Linked DNA regions of Mus musculus: region 1 is linked to region 2. The links are chromatin contacts, found by Hi-C or POLR2A ChIA-PET in ENCODE. All regions are on one chromosome and are shown on one strand. Each heading gives the region's core, a stretch centred on a gene start or an enhancer-like site at or near the end of the contact. The rest is flanking DNA. Distances are from core to core; before and after follow the strand shown.

Region 1 (7,067 bases), core at 535-3,034, 57 kb before region 2:
ATGGACACATAACCCAACATACGTAACTTTGAAGACAAATACTTCATCTTTAAACAATGACAGATACCCATGGTCTCAGTCATGTAGAATCTGAAGCTGTTTTCTCCTAGGAACAGCAAGATGCTGGTTGGTGGGGTTTGAGTGGCGGAGGCGTCAAGAGTGGGAGACGCAGATCCATAAGGGAGAGAGATGGGAGGATGATGATCAAGGGCTACAGAATTCCAGCTACCGGACAGAAGCTCAGAGATGTGTCATGAAACATGGACTTCGATGGATGGTTTTGAAAAGACAGAGAGGGTGGACATTAAGTGTACTCACTCCAAAAATGTGAGTTAGATTAAGTCATCCCAAAGGACATAAATACGGTACAGATTTACACAATACAAACAGTTCGTCGCAACATTTGGAAAAACACTCTGCTCTATGGTATATTCACCTTCCTTGTTTTTGAAATAGGTTCTCACTGTGTAGGCCAGCTGGCCTGAAACGTGTTATGGGGATCAAGCTGCTACAGAATTCACATTGCCCTTCCTGCTTCTTTCTGCCTCGTTGTACCCCACAAAGCCTAGCTTTTCTGTTTGAGTGGCTTTCTTAAACATCCACCAGCAATCGCATTGTTTCTCACACTCCCTTGTCCTGCAGAACACTGAGTGGAATGAACCCAAGATGGCCTCACAGAGCAACAACTAAAGCACACCAGGCCCTTAGGATATGGCGGCACTGCACTAACAGGCTTCACCACAGGCATCCTAAGGTTCCTGACAGGCCTGGAGAGCCTGAGGGGACAGAACCAAGACTCCAACCCAGATGGAGGGGAGGGGAGGGGAGGGGGAGAGAGCCTACCACTTTCCCAATCTCAAAATCTACTAGAAAACAAAAACCTCCACTCTTCCGCTGCTTTGAAATGAAGACCTGTAAGAAGATCTAAGGCCATCTGACGTGTGACACCATCCAAATAGAAATCGATTTAGCACATCGGAGTTTGAAAGCCCTTTTGTTAACCTCTGTCGGTTCCTATCTATAACATGGTCGGTGAGGTGGGGGGAGTGATTGTAGACAGAAGATGTCAAGGGTCATTGAAACGATAATGTGAATACTAACTGGAAAGGGGAGGGACAATGTAAGGGACACAATGATGGCGGTATCAATTTACACGTTCCTTCTTCATTTACTGACAATTCCATATTCTAAACATAAAACCCTCATTTCTCGCACAGAGAGAAAGCGCAAACTCGCCCTTGAGCCTTCGGTGGGTAGCAACAACGATCTCACGCTCCTCCAGCCCTCCTTTTGAATAATGGCCTGCGCAGGGAGCCTGAGTAAGCCTAGATTACATCTGAGTAAGCCTAGATTACATTTGAGAGCATCCCCAGTGAGCATTTCCCCTCTCTTCCCTCGACACTCACACGGCTAGAGCTCTGAGAAAAGGCCAGTAGGCCACCCTCGGAGGCACTTTCGGCCTCAAATGCTCGTCACAAAGCTCAATCTGAACCACAGGGAAAGCTTCCCTTCAGACTCCGCCCCTCACCTCTCCTCAGTGAAGCTTGGTCCTCTGCTGGTGGCCGCGAGAGAAAGCGACAAGCACGGTGATAATGCAAATAGCTCAAGGTGCGTACGCAGAGACGCGCGCGCGCACACACAGCACCGTCCCTAAACACTCACACACGCATCAACATCCATCCACCCCACCGTCCACACCCACACCCGGACTCCCGGCCTTACTCTGCAGAGACCGAAGACACAAAGCAATTCCCTACTCAGACCAGAAAGACCCGACCGTCCGCTATAGCGCCGCCAGGGCACCGGAAGTTGCTTTACTTCCGCCGCGGTAGCCCCTGGGAAATGTAGTGCCGAGTGCTCAACTCGATGAAGCCTAGCGGTCTGTAGTTCAGAGAGATCACTGCACACAACTTAGGCCAGGCCATCTGAGAGCTATGCCAGTGGTTTGTGGGAGACGTCGTGTTCTGTCTCCCAGACCCCCCACCCCACCCCCGGACAGAATAGGAAGCGTGATCAAATCCGGATATAACTGGCGTGGTTACACTTTGCACCAAGAGGGATTCCACCTGCTGTGCTCTAGTAGGGACTATGGTAGATTGGAAGACACTGAACTAAAGAATTGGTTGGTTTTAAACGTGGTAGTTTATATCAGCGATTTCAGACAGCCAGATGTTCAGAGAGTCAGTGTCCCTGTTATCTAGATAGGAAAACGTGAGTGAGGACTAGTTGGATAAATATCAACAGAACTGCGCCCATTTTGAAAGGTGAATGACTAGCATGTGGAAGTATCTAAACAACCACCGACGTATGTAAACAACCACCGACGTATGCCTTGTTTATGTAGGGAAAACGTACTTAGTGTAACATGACATTGAAAGATCCTGACAGAATGTAAAAGGTCACACAAGCCCTGAAATTGGCAAGATAGATGTCACTGTTAGCAGAACTAGCTTCACTGATTTAGAAAAATAGAGGTGCACAATGCTCTGGCCACTCCTTGAACCCGTGTGTCTGCCAATGTTTTGACCGTTCCTTGAACCCATGTGTGTGCCCACTGATGAAGCCCATTGCCAGGTGTTTGTGATATTGGTTGCTGAAAAAGAGTCAGAAAATCTCCCCAGCAACAACAGCCCGGCCAATCTAGAGTTCCTACACCTGCACCAGACTCTTCCCTTGGACCCCTCCCATACCCATTTCTTGAGAATAAACATTGTTTAGATCTGGAAATCCCCTACTTCCCCCTTCTCCTTCCCCCCCTGAGGGCCTATAAAAACTGGGACCTCTTTCCCCTTGGGGTCGACTCCTCTACCCCTGCGTGGGATATGAGTCGTCCCCAGAGCTCTGGCTTTCCCCGAATAAAGCCTCATGTGGTTTGCATCAAGCTTGGTCTCTTGTGAGTTCTTGGGTGTCCGCTATTGTCCTGAGGCCTGAGCAAGGGGCTCCTCTCGGAGTCTTTCAACATGAGCTTTCAAAACCACATTTATTTATTATTTATATTTACACATATTTTTCCAGAACATGAGAGAAAACTAGTGTCAAGGTTAATGATAATCCTATTAGGACCACTAAACATATTAGACGCTTTGTAAATGATCTAAACGCCTACAGTATAGACAGATTAGATTTGAAATAAGTCAGTCTCAACCAGATGTTAACTACAGAAAATACGTTGATAAATACTCTAGCTGATTAAAAGTGACCATCCTCAGGCGGGCAGTGGTGGCACATGCCTTTAATACCAGATTTCTAAGAGTTCAAGGCCAGCCTGGTCTACAGAACCAGCAGTCTCTACACGAAGAAACCTTGTAACAAAAGACAAACAAAACAAAGTGACCATCCTCACAATAGTCAAAAGAAGAATTAGATTGATTTTAAAGTTGAGGCAGATTGGGGGACAAAGAACATTGCCATTGATGACAAAGTAGCAATTCATCAAATGAAGTTCAGTTTGTTTTGTTTTGTTTTGTTTTGTTTTCAAGACAGTTTCTCTGTGTAACAGCTCTGGCCATCCAGGAACTCACTTTGTAGACCACATTGGTTCATAATGGTTTGTGTGGCAAACCAAAAGACCTACAGTTTGTCCTGCCTGCAGAATGTTCTGGGACTAATAAGTGGAAACTTATGGTTTCTTTGAAAAATCAGTTGTGTAGGATGGTGATTGGCTGGGGCAAACACATGAAGGAGTGTTTTTCTGAAGCAGATACAGGTGAAAGGAGTTTTTGCTAAAGCAAGCACCCGAAAGGACATGTGATGAAGGATTCTTCCCTAGCAACACGCATGTATTGTCTCACCTTACACTGCATAGCTAAGCTCCATCTGTCATTACTCCATAGAGAGATACGCACCAAGACTCCTGGTGGTGTTCTGGCAGCTTCTTGCCACTTCCAAGGACTCAGGCCAATTAGCAGAGTGATGTCAGCTGATACAGACTCACTTCGAGTTTTGCTAAAACAGACTCATGTGCTAAGGAACATGGGTGTGAGGCAAGACCCGTGGAGGACGCATGATGTTTGGAGATGTTTGGACCCAACAGACAGTGACAGGGTCTTGCCCAGCTAGCTCTGCAATGCATTGTTGGTCTCTAGTCTTGACTGATCTTCAATTCTTTGAGAGAGGCACAACACAGACCTTCTCCTGGCACCCCTGTTGATCCTGGCTGCTCCTAGTGACTCAAAGAAACGACGATCAGCCAAGACTAAAGACCAACAATGCATTGCAGACCTGGCTGTTTCTGCTGATTCATGTTTGCTATGCCAACGCTGCTGAGCTGGACTGCTGGTGTATTCGTGGAGTGTTTGTGAGTGGATGGAGCTGCTGAGTGGCTGCTCCCGATTCCTGTAAACTGAACTACTGCTTTCCCGACAACAGAGATGGGATTTGCTCCAAAGAACAATTTATAAACAGGTCCACTTCTCCCACATTCCTAATCACCTTTCTTTTCTTTTTCAAGATTTATTATTATATCTAAGGACACTGTAGCTGTCTTCAGACACACCAGAAGAGGGTGTCAGGTCTCCTTATGGATGGTTGTGAGCCACCATGTGTTTGCTGGGATTTGAACTCAGGATCTTTGGAAGAGCAGTCAGTGCTCTTAACTGCTGAGCCATCTCTCCAGTCCCCCTAATAACCTTTCTCTTCCACTACCTGGGGTAGGTATTGGGCTAGAAGAGAGGTCAAAGAGATTAAGAGCTATATTAAAAGTAGGTCTATGAGAAAAATTTAAGCAACTGACTGTAGCCTAGCAGAGTCTTCATCAATAAGACCAGAGAGAATTCATCCAGCTACTGATGGGAATAGATGCAGAGTCCCATAGTCAAATGCTAGGTAGAACTCAGAGAGTCCTGCAGAGGAGGGGGAGGAAGAATTGGAGAAATCAAAGGGGTTAGAGACACACCAAGCAAATCCAGCTCACAGTCAACTGAGACTCATGGGAACTTGAGAGATCAGAAAAGCTATAGAGGTCTGACCTAGGTCTTCTGCATATATCTTATAGCTGAGTAGTTTCATGTTCTTGTGTGTGGTGTTTAGACTAGGGATGGTCCCCTAGACTCATATTTGAATGCTTGGCCTGTAGGGATTGACTTCTCAAGAAATGGGTATGGGAGGGGTACAAGGAAAGAGTCTGGTGCAGGTGTAGCAATTCTGGATTGGCCGGCTGTGGTTGCTGGGGAGATTTTCTGACTCTTCCCCAGCAACCAATATCACAAACACCTGGCTTCATCAGTGGGCACACAATTGGGTTCAAGGAACGATCAAAACATTGGCAGACACACAGGTTCTAGGAGCGGCCAGAGCATCGTGCATCTCTAATTTTCTAAATCAGTGAAGCTAGTTCTGCTAACAATGAAATCTATTTTGCTAATTTCAGGACTTCTGTGACCTTTTACATTCTGTCAGGATCTTTCATTTTCAATCTCAGTAACAGGTAGAACAAACCTAGAACAGCAACGGTGCCTAGTCAAATTGCACAGCATATCAACTGTGAAAGCTGTCAGAAGGCCAGGCAGTGGTGGTGCACGCCTTTAATCCCAGGGGCTTTGTGTGGGGCCCCTCACAGTTTAACTGTCAGTGTTCTGTGTCCTGTCCCTGTAGGGAGGACAGGACAACTTTTCTTCCAGTCACTCCTGACAGCATCCTGGGACAGACTCTGCAAACTCAGTCAGTTTGGACAATTGGAATGCTGGGAAAAGTTGTCAGGAGGCTTTTCTTGCAGCCCTTGTCACTGGGGGCAGAATGAACACAGTGATCACCGCTCCACAGACAGACAAAGTGAGGGGAGCAAAACCTGACACCCAGGGCTCCTCCTTCCCTGCAGCCGAGAGTCTGGGAGACCCGAGGTCCAGCCTCCTGGAACAAGTGTGAGTTCAGTGGCAGGCAGACTTGTGGTGGATCTCATGTGCAATCCCAGTGCTTGGGAGGCGAAGGCTGGAGGATCAGAGGCTCAAAGTCTTCCTCAGTTACTGTCTTAGTTATGGTCCCATTGCTGTGAAGAGACACCATGACCAAGGCAATTCTTTTTTTTTTTTTTTTTTTTTTTTTTTGGTTTTTCCACAGGGTTTCTCTGTGTAGTCCTGACTGTCCTGGAACTCACTCTGTAGACCAGGCTGGCCTCGAACTCAGAAATCCACCTGCTCTGCCTCCCAAGTGCTGGGATTAAAGGTGTATGCCACCACTGCCTGGCTCAAGGGAACATTTCATTGGGGCTGGCTTACAGTTTCAGAGGTTTAGTCTATTATCAGCATGGCCGGAAACATGGCAATGTGCAGGCAGACGTGGTGCTGGAGGAGAGTTCTACATCCACAGGTAGCAAGAGACTGTCACCCTGTCCAGACCTCACAGCCTGTCTCCACAGTGACACACTTCCTCCAACAAGGCCACACCTCCTCTGTCATCTGTAAATTAAATAATTATTCTAATAAATTTTTTTGTTGTTATTTTTAGAGATGAGATTTCTCTGTATAGCCCTGGCTGTCCCAGAACTTACTCTCTCTACCAGGCTAGCCTCAAACTCACAGATATCTGCCTGTCTCTGCCTCCGAAGTGCTGGGATTAAAGGCGTGCAAGACCACCACCCAATCTAATAAATTTCTTATGGGAGACACAACTAAAAATAAATGTTCTAAAATAAACAATAAAGGTTCTATAATGTAATAAATATAAATATAATAAATTTATATAATATTAAAACAATATTAAAATATTTTAAAATATTAAACAAATATAATATAATAAAAAATAAATGTTCTAAAAATGAGGTTTCCTAAGAGACTGGACTAGAGGGTTTCCCAACCCCACCATCTTGGAGACCGCTCATGATGGAAAAGAAGAACCACCTGCAAGGCGGAGGAGAGGCCTGGGCGCTCTGTTCCCGTGCTGCTGGTCTCTGAAAGGCGGGGGGGGGGGGGGGGGGGTCCCCTGACTAGATTTCCAAATTTAACCAGTTTGCCCTGGGAAGTTATAGAAACTTCTATTTAATAAAAGTAAATTTACTTTTTATATTTAATAAAACACACCACACCCAATGAGCGTTTTTCAATTAAACGTTTTACACTAAAAATAGATGAGTC
Region 2 (7,556 bases), core at 860-3,359:
CTGGCCTCAGTCTCAGAAATCCGCCTGCCTCTGCCTCCCAAGTGCTGGGATTAAAGGCATACGTCACCACTTCCCAGCATCAGTAAGAAGCTAATATCTTAAAGCATCATGGACTAGCACCTCACAGTTAAGAGGGAAAGTCTTAGTAATAAAAGATTTGTAGCCGACCATGGTATCTGAACCTTTAATCTCAGCAGAAGGCAGAAATAGGCAGGTCTCTTGAGTTTGAGGTCAGCCTGGTCTACATAGCAATTTCCAGGATAGCTAGGGCTCACCTCTGGCCTCTCTCTCTCTCCCTCTCACCCCCCTCTTACCCTCTCCTCCCCCTGCCCACCTCTGTGAGTGTGTGCGAGTGCACACGCGCACACACGCGCGCGCGCGCACACACACACACACACACACACACAGGCATTCAATGCCAACCAAGCTGCACATGGAGAAGCTAAGAAGACAAGTTGCAGGGGTCAGTTCTCTCTTTCCACAACGTGGGTTCTGGGCTCAAACTCCAGCTTGGCCATCTCACCAGCCAACAAGCATTCTCGATAGACCCCTAGTTTCCCTAAGCAGACAACAGGAGACTTGTTAGTCAGCTACAGGAGTAGTATCACTTCCTGTGATCTTTTAGCATCAGTGTCTCAGAATCTGGCTATGAGAGTTCTTAAAATTCTTCTCTTCCTTCCTCTATCCAGAGTCTCAAGCCATTTAGGATCACCAAACTGGAAAGACCCAGGATTCTACCCCCTGACGTTTATAGTTCTTGGACAAGCCACTGACGTTATACAGGACTCACCTTCTGCATTCTATACATAGAAAGGCAGCATTCTAAAAACATGGTGCTGAGGATAAGTTAGAAAAATATATAGGCAGGTAGAGAAACGGCCTTCCTGCCAGGGTTGTTTCCTTCCTTAGAGAAAGGTTAGAAGGACAAATGCCTAGGCAAAATGTTAAGATGAGAGGACCCATAAGTCTTATAAAATGCTAAACACAGAGCCCTTGTAACGACTCCCAACTCAGCGATTGTCAGCTTGCCTCAATAAAGCTCCACACACGCACACCTTTGTCCCTCTCAGTCAGTTCTTTGCCTGTCCCACAAATAAACTCAACCAGAATCTTAGTTACCGTAGGGGGCAAAGATGGGTCAGCTCTAAAGGGCATATGCTGCTTTTGCGGAGAACCTGAATTTGGGTCCCCAGCACCCACATGGGGTGGCTCACAACCGCCTGTGACTGAAGTTTCCAGGAGATCCAACGCCCTCTTTGGGTGCGTGCACGCACGCACGCGCGCGCGCACACACACACACACACAATTTAAAAATACGATCACTGACAGTGTTTGTTTTTCAATTTTTCAATTTCTTTTAAACTGCCCTTGACTCTTGCTTTGCCATTTATAATTTAGCAATCTTGAACAAAGTGAGTTTGTTTCTCTGAGTCACCTGTAAATGAGGCTCTTCGTGAAGATTTAATGACATCATCTGAGCAAAGCCCCCACCCCCGGAAACCCCTCCTTTCAGCCCCCTCTCTCCAAACTGAAGCTCATTATAGGAGGCAGAAGAGTATAGACAAGTTCTTACTGCAGATGCCAGTGATCCCATAGCTGGTGAGGCAAGCAAATCTGGCTATGAAATCTTCGAGACAGTACACTTCGCCCTCCAGCCTGCTCCTGCCCAAAGAGGCAGCACAAGTCTGTGCGTTAACTTGCTCCAGTCACCCATTGCTCTCTGAAGCAGGTGGTTCAAGGAGCGCAATGGTCCACGAACGAACTACATTTCCCAGCATGCACTTCCAGCCAGGGACCCTAGAGACTATCCTGCGAACCTTGTCCGAACCGCTTTAGGAGTATCGGTCCGTAATCTCCATTCATTCAGCTCCTATGTTTCCCTTGGCTAAATGAGTCAGTTACCGTGAACTCCAACATGAACGGGTCTCCTGCAGGGCTTGTAGAAAGCGTTGGTTCATTCGCCCTGATAGGAGATAGGGCCTAAGGACCAGGGCTCATGTAGCCTGGGACGAACCCAAGGCCTCGCAGCTTGGGACTACAACTCCCAGGCGGCATCGCGGCGGCAGCATAAACACGTCACTGGACACCGCCAAGAGCCCCGGCGGGGAGAGGGACTTAGGGGGCCGACCAGGAGCCGGCTGAGGAGGATGGGGGCCGCCCACGCGTTCCTCGCGTGAGGAGGCCGAGGGGCGCGCCACCCCATCCCGGGGCGGCCGCCCCCGGGGCGCCGCCATCCCTGCCCGGCCCTGCGGTCGTGGCTGAGGATGCGGAGCCGGGGGCCGCCGGTGGAGCTGCGCGGGGTGAGAGGCGCGGGGAGGGGCGGCCGCTTGCTGCCCTCGGCCTCGGCCTCCGCCGGCGGGCCCCGCTCGACCCGGCCCTCCCTGCGCCCTGACATCGTTGGGGACAGGTGAACCTAACGCCTCTCCTGCACAGCCAAATCCGAGGGATCGGTCCTATCGTTTGAAAAAGGTGTTTTTTAGGTTTTTGGGGTTTTTTTTCTTTTTAATTCCTTCGCTCCAGCGGAGGCCCCTCCCCCAGCTATGGTCCCCAGGAGCCCCCCGGGGTCCGCAGGGACTGTCTCCCATCCCGGCCTCCCGGCCCCGCGCTCAGCATTCCGCGGGCAGCCTGCGTGAAGCGGCCTCCCGCAGCCCCCGGCCCCTCCCCCATGGAGGAGGAGGAGGGGGCGGCGGCCAGAGAGTGGGGCGCGACCCCCGCGGGGCCAGTGTGGACCGCCGTGTTCGACTACGAGGCGGTGGGCGACGAGGAGCTGACCCTGCGGAGAGGCGACCGCGTCCAGGTGCTTTCCCAGGACTGTGCGGTGTCTGGAGATGAGGGCTGGTGGACAGGGCAGCTGCCCAGCGGCCGTGTGGGCGTCTTCCCCAGCAACTACGTGGCCCCCGCTGCACCCGCCGCACCCTCAGACCTCCAGCTGCCACAGGAGATCCCCTTCCACGAGCTGCAGCTGGAGGAGATCATCGGTGTCGGGGGCTTTGGCAAAGTCTATCGCGCCGTATGGCGTGGAGAGGAAGTAGCGGTCAAGGCCGCTCGGCTGGACCCTGAACGGGACCCGGCAGTGACAGCGGAGCAGGTCCGCCAGGAGGCCCGGCTCTTTGGAGCCCTGCAGCACCCCAACATCATTGCCCTGAGGGGCGCCTGCCTCAGCCCCCCAAACCTCTGCCTGGTGATGGAATATGCTCGGGGAGGTGCATTGAGCAGGGTACTGGCAGGTCGCCGGGTCCCCCCTCATGTGCTGGTCAACTGGGCTGTGCAGGTGGCTCGGGGCATGAACTATCTACACAATGATGCCCCTGTGCCCATCATTCACCGGGACCTCAAGTCCATCAACAGTAAGTGGTATCCTCTCTCCCAAAACTCTTCCGCTGAATCTTATGAGGCCAAGCCCAGATCGTTGGAAAGGGCAATGGACAGCAGATGGCACTGCATGGGGCAAGCAGGGCCAGGTGAAGGGGGACTTTGGTTGTATTAATAAGAAAAGGGAAGCTCAGAAAGGTCTCTTTCATTCAGTAGGTCAATGATGGTGTATCCATGGCACTATGACAGTCCCTGTGTTCATTGCCACTTGCAGAGTCTGTCCTCATGATGCCCACAACCTGATCGTGGCATTGGAGTCTACCAGGCAGAGATGGACAGAGCTGGCTTAGTTGAAGCCAGGGCTTCCCAAGCCTGTCACAAAGGTTAACCTTTGTGGTCTTGTCATTGGCAGAGCGATTGTTCTGTGCACTTTATGTTGTTTGGTGGCCTTAGGGCTCTATGCACAAGAGGTCATTAGTACTCTGCAACCCTGCTCCCAACTATCAAAACCAGAAATGTCTCCAAACACTTCCTTGTGTGCCTTGGGATAGGGGTGGGATGGGGCAAATCAAAACTGTTCTCTAGATGCTGCTGGCTCTCCAGCAGAGTGGAGCAGATGAAGGCGTTGGGAAGAGAGTGGCTGATAGAAAACACTTCCAGGCTGCTTTGCCCGGCACAGGTTCTACAAAGCTGGCTGACTGGTTGGTTGAGTCAGCAATGGGCCAAGCAGATGGGAAGGGTCCCTAGAAATCGATCATATCTAGACCAAAAGTATCTCAGGGCATCAACAAATATTAGTGGGCCCGCTATTAAGTTAGGCCATCTCCAAGCAACAAGACACCATGGTTTCTTTCCCTGAGAGTCCTCATCGATGAGACATTTCTTTCTTTCTTTCTTTCTTTCTTTCTTTCTTTCTTTCTTTCTTTCTAGATCATTCTGGCATGTGCTAGATACTCCTAGGTATACAACTGGGAAGACTTTGCCTCCTTGGGCTCTCCCATCCTTGCTGAGCCTCATTTCATATCTTTCATTTTTGTCTTTTAAATTGATGGCCTCAGCCTTGCATTTGGTATTCACAAGGCCAGAGCATGTGCAGGGGGCTCCACAGCAAATGAGGCCTGCACTTCCCTGCCCTCAAGTGGGTCATTCTTAACCCAGGAATGTGAGACCCCTCCCTTCGCCTTCAGTACTTACCCCTCAGCAGTCCCTTCTTAGCTGTTGGTTTATGTTTGCTTGATTCCACTCTGCTGTTTTGTATAAGCTTGTTACTAACTGCAACTTTAGCCCCTAGAAGAGAGGGACTGAGTGGTTTTCATCTCCTCAGCCTGGCATTCATACATTCCACACAGAGAGTGACCAAGTGCTGATGACCTTCTGTGGCCTCTGCCCAGTCTGGGAGACTCAACAAAACAGATGCAGGTGGGCCCTGCCTGTATGGATGCCCACATTCTAGTGTTTCTAAACTGCTGGGTGAGTAGAGGCAGGGCCACTGGCATGAGGGGATCCTAAGCCCTTCCCCACCCAGAGGATCCATAGAGCATCTCTTAACACAACCTGGACAAGGTGGCTGGGCTCTGAAGGCCCAGGCTTCCCCTGGGGCAGTAATGGACACAGGTCCCACAACAGTTCCCTACACCCTTCCTCCAGAAGTTCCCCGTCTGATGCCATTTGTCCTTTGCTTCAGTAATCCTTTTTTTTAAATTATTTACTACTGGGGTTAGAAATAGACATCACCATGCATGTGTGGAAATCAGAGGACAGCTGCCAGGAGTCGCGTCTCTTCTCCACCATGAGGGCTCTGGGATGGGGCTCAGATCATCAGGTTACAAGTGCCTTTACCTGCTCAGCCATCCTGACACCTGGTTTGTTTTAGTTTTGGTGTTTGGTTAGCTTTGGTTTTACCAACCTGCTACCTCAGCCTCCCACGTAATGGAGGTACTACCATGACTGACTTAGTTTAGTCATTCTTAAGCATCTATGTTTCATCCATGGCTCTAGGATCATGGAAGAGACTAGGGACAGCTGGGTGTAGTGGCATGCCTCTAATCCCAGTGTTAGGAGGCTGAGGCAAGAGGACTGCCATAAGTTTGAGACCAGCCTGAGCTACATAATGAGTTCCAGGCTAATCTGGATGACAGTGTAAGATGCTATCTAAATAAATAAATAAGTCAGGGGACAGTCTGATGGCTAGCTGGGCAAAGGTATTTGCTGCCAAGTCTGGCAACTTCAGTTTAATTCCTGGGACATGTCTAGAACAACTCATACAGGAATGCATACACAGAAAACAGATAAACATTTTTTTAAAGGAGAAGAGACAGGCGTGGTATTGTAAGGCTTTAATCCCTGCACTCAGGAGGCAGAGGCAAGCAGGTCTCTGTGAGATGAAGGCTAGCCTGAGCTAGAGTGAGTTTCAGGACAGCCAGGGCTGTCTAATGAGACTATCTCAAAAGAAGAAAAAGAAGAGCAGGAAGAGAACCCTACCCCTCACTAATACGTAATCTATATGTAGTAAATAAGAATAGATGATTGATCAATCAAGCTACCTATAGATAAGGGGATGATAGATACATATAGACAGGGTCCATAGCTAGAGGAAAGATGGGAAGAGAGGGGAAAGGAAGATGAGTATCAGTTTGCAGAGAGTTACAGAGACTCTGAGGGAACTGTGGTGAATTCATTATATTTGATGGTCAAGAAAGGCAATATCTGGGGCGCAAAAACTGAACATAAAGGAATCAGCCTTACAAAGAGAGCTAGGGAGAGCAGGGCAGTTGTGAGGTGGGAAGAGTATGCCTCTGTGGAGAAGTAGGAGACCTGGTAGAACATGGAGACCGGCATAGAATCGCAGTGTTTGGAGGCTGCACGGTGGAGATGGCTGCAGATTTGAGGTCAGACTGGACTACAGTGTGAGAATCTCTCAAAACAGCAAAGCCCGGGCCTGGAGGCTGGAGAGAGCTTGGTGGTTAAGAGCACTGGCTACTCTTGCAGAGAACATTGCTAACATGACTTCAGTTCCTACCACCCACAAGGTACCTCACAAACATCTGTGACTCCAGTTCCAGGGGATTCTATACTTGAAGTCTCTTCAGACACCAGGCATGCACATGTTGGACATGTAAACATACAGGCAGATGTGTGCATTAATACACACACACACATACACACACATCAAGCTGAGGCTGTGACATAGTCTTAAAGTGCTTCCCTCACATGCATAAGGCCTTGGGTTCAATGCCCATCACTCAAACATGGCACAAACATGCAAAGCATAAACTATCTCAGCATTGAGACATTGGACAGAGATGGAAAGCTGGTTATCTAGATAGCCATATGCTTTTGATCAAGTAACTTCTCTTAAGAATTAGTTTGCTAATTTAACCTCAGTGTGGACACTAATCATAGCTGTCATCACTGTTAGATGGCGTACTGCCTCTGGTCAGCTAGAGCTACTCTGTATGCTTAGTTGTATCAGTCAGCCTTTTTTTGTTTGGTTGGTTTTTTTGTTTTTGTTTGTTTTTTTCGAGACAGGGTCTCTCTAGCCCTGGCTGTCCTGGAACTCACTCTGTAGACCAGGGTAGCCTTGAACTCAGAAATCCGCCTGCCCCTGCCTCCCAAGTGCTGAGATTAAAGGCGTGCGCCACCACCATCCGGCTCAGTCAGTCTTGATAACAGTGATGCTGCATACAAACCTTCCCCAAAACTCAGTGTGTGAAAACAGCTACTTGTTACTGTCTGTGCTCTTATAGATGGGAACAAAATGATTTAGCAGGGCTTGGGTAAGGGGGATCAACTCCCAAGTGTCTCTCACCTCCTTTGGATCAGCAGGCTAGTTAAAGCACATTATCATGGTGGTGGCAGAAGGTCTAGAGGCCAAGATAGTGCCAGAGGCTTCTTGCAGGCTATGCTTTGAATTGGCCTGTCATGTTTTTTTGTTTTGTTTTGTTTTGGGGTGTTTTTTTGTTGTTGTTGTTGTTGTTGTTTTTAGAGACAAAGTCTTGCCCAGGTTGGCCTCCAATATACTACTCACCTGCCTGAGACTCTCAAGTTCTGGGAGTATAGGCGTGTGCTACCATGCCCAACTGTGTCCACCTTTTCCTTTAAAAGGGTGTGTGTGTGTGTGTGTGTGTGTGTGTGTGTGTGTGTGTGCATGCGTGTGCACATGTGTTTATTTGTTTTAAACCCTGTCTATATGTGGGTACCTGCAGAGGCCAGAAGGTGTTGGATCCTTTGAAGCTGGAGTTTCA

What was found. A loop is a pair of places that touch in the nucleus more often than their neighbours do. ChIA-PET counts read pairs that join two places held with the same protein, here RNA polymerase II (POLR2A).
Region 1: POLR2A ChIA-PET joins it to region 2 with 17 read pairs in Patski. The contact joins the promoter of Zfp60 here to the promoter of Map3k10 in region 2. A Hi-C loop is called at or near these places in 8 of 37 maps with a recorded cell type or tissue (adrenal gland, heart, left cerebral cortex and 2 more). POLR2A ChIA-PET finds 5 or more read pairs at or near these places in 4 of 5 experiments (Patski and embryonic stem cell).

Annotation. Positions count from the first base shown.
Region 1 is chr7:27,726,126-27,733,192 of GRCm38, reverse strand. Zfp60 (zinc finger protein 60) reads right to left here and starts at 1,784. Exons shown (of 5, transcript NM_029531.2): 1 at 1,723-1,784.
Region 2 is chr7:27,669,134-27,676,689 of GRCm38, reverse strand. It overlaps Map3k10 (mitogen-activated protein kinase kinase kinase 10), which reads left to right and starts at 2,109. Exons shown (of 10, transcript NM_001290528.1): 1 at 2,109-3,347. The coding sequence starts at 2,666. It also overlaps a transcript of Zfp607b not described here.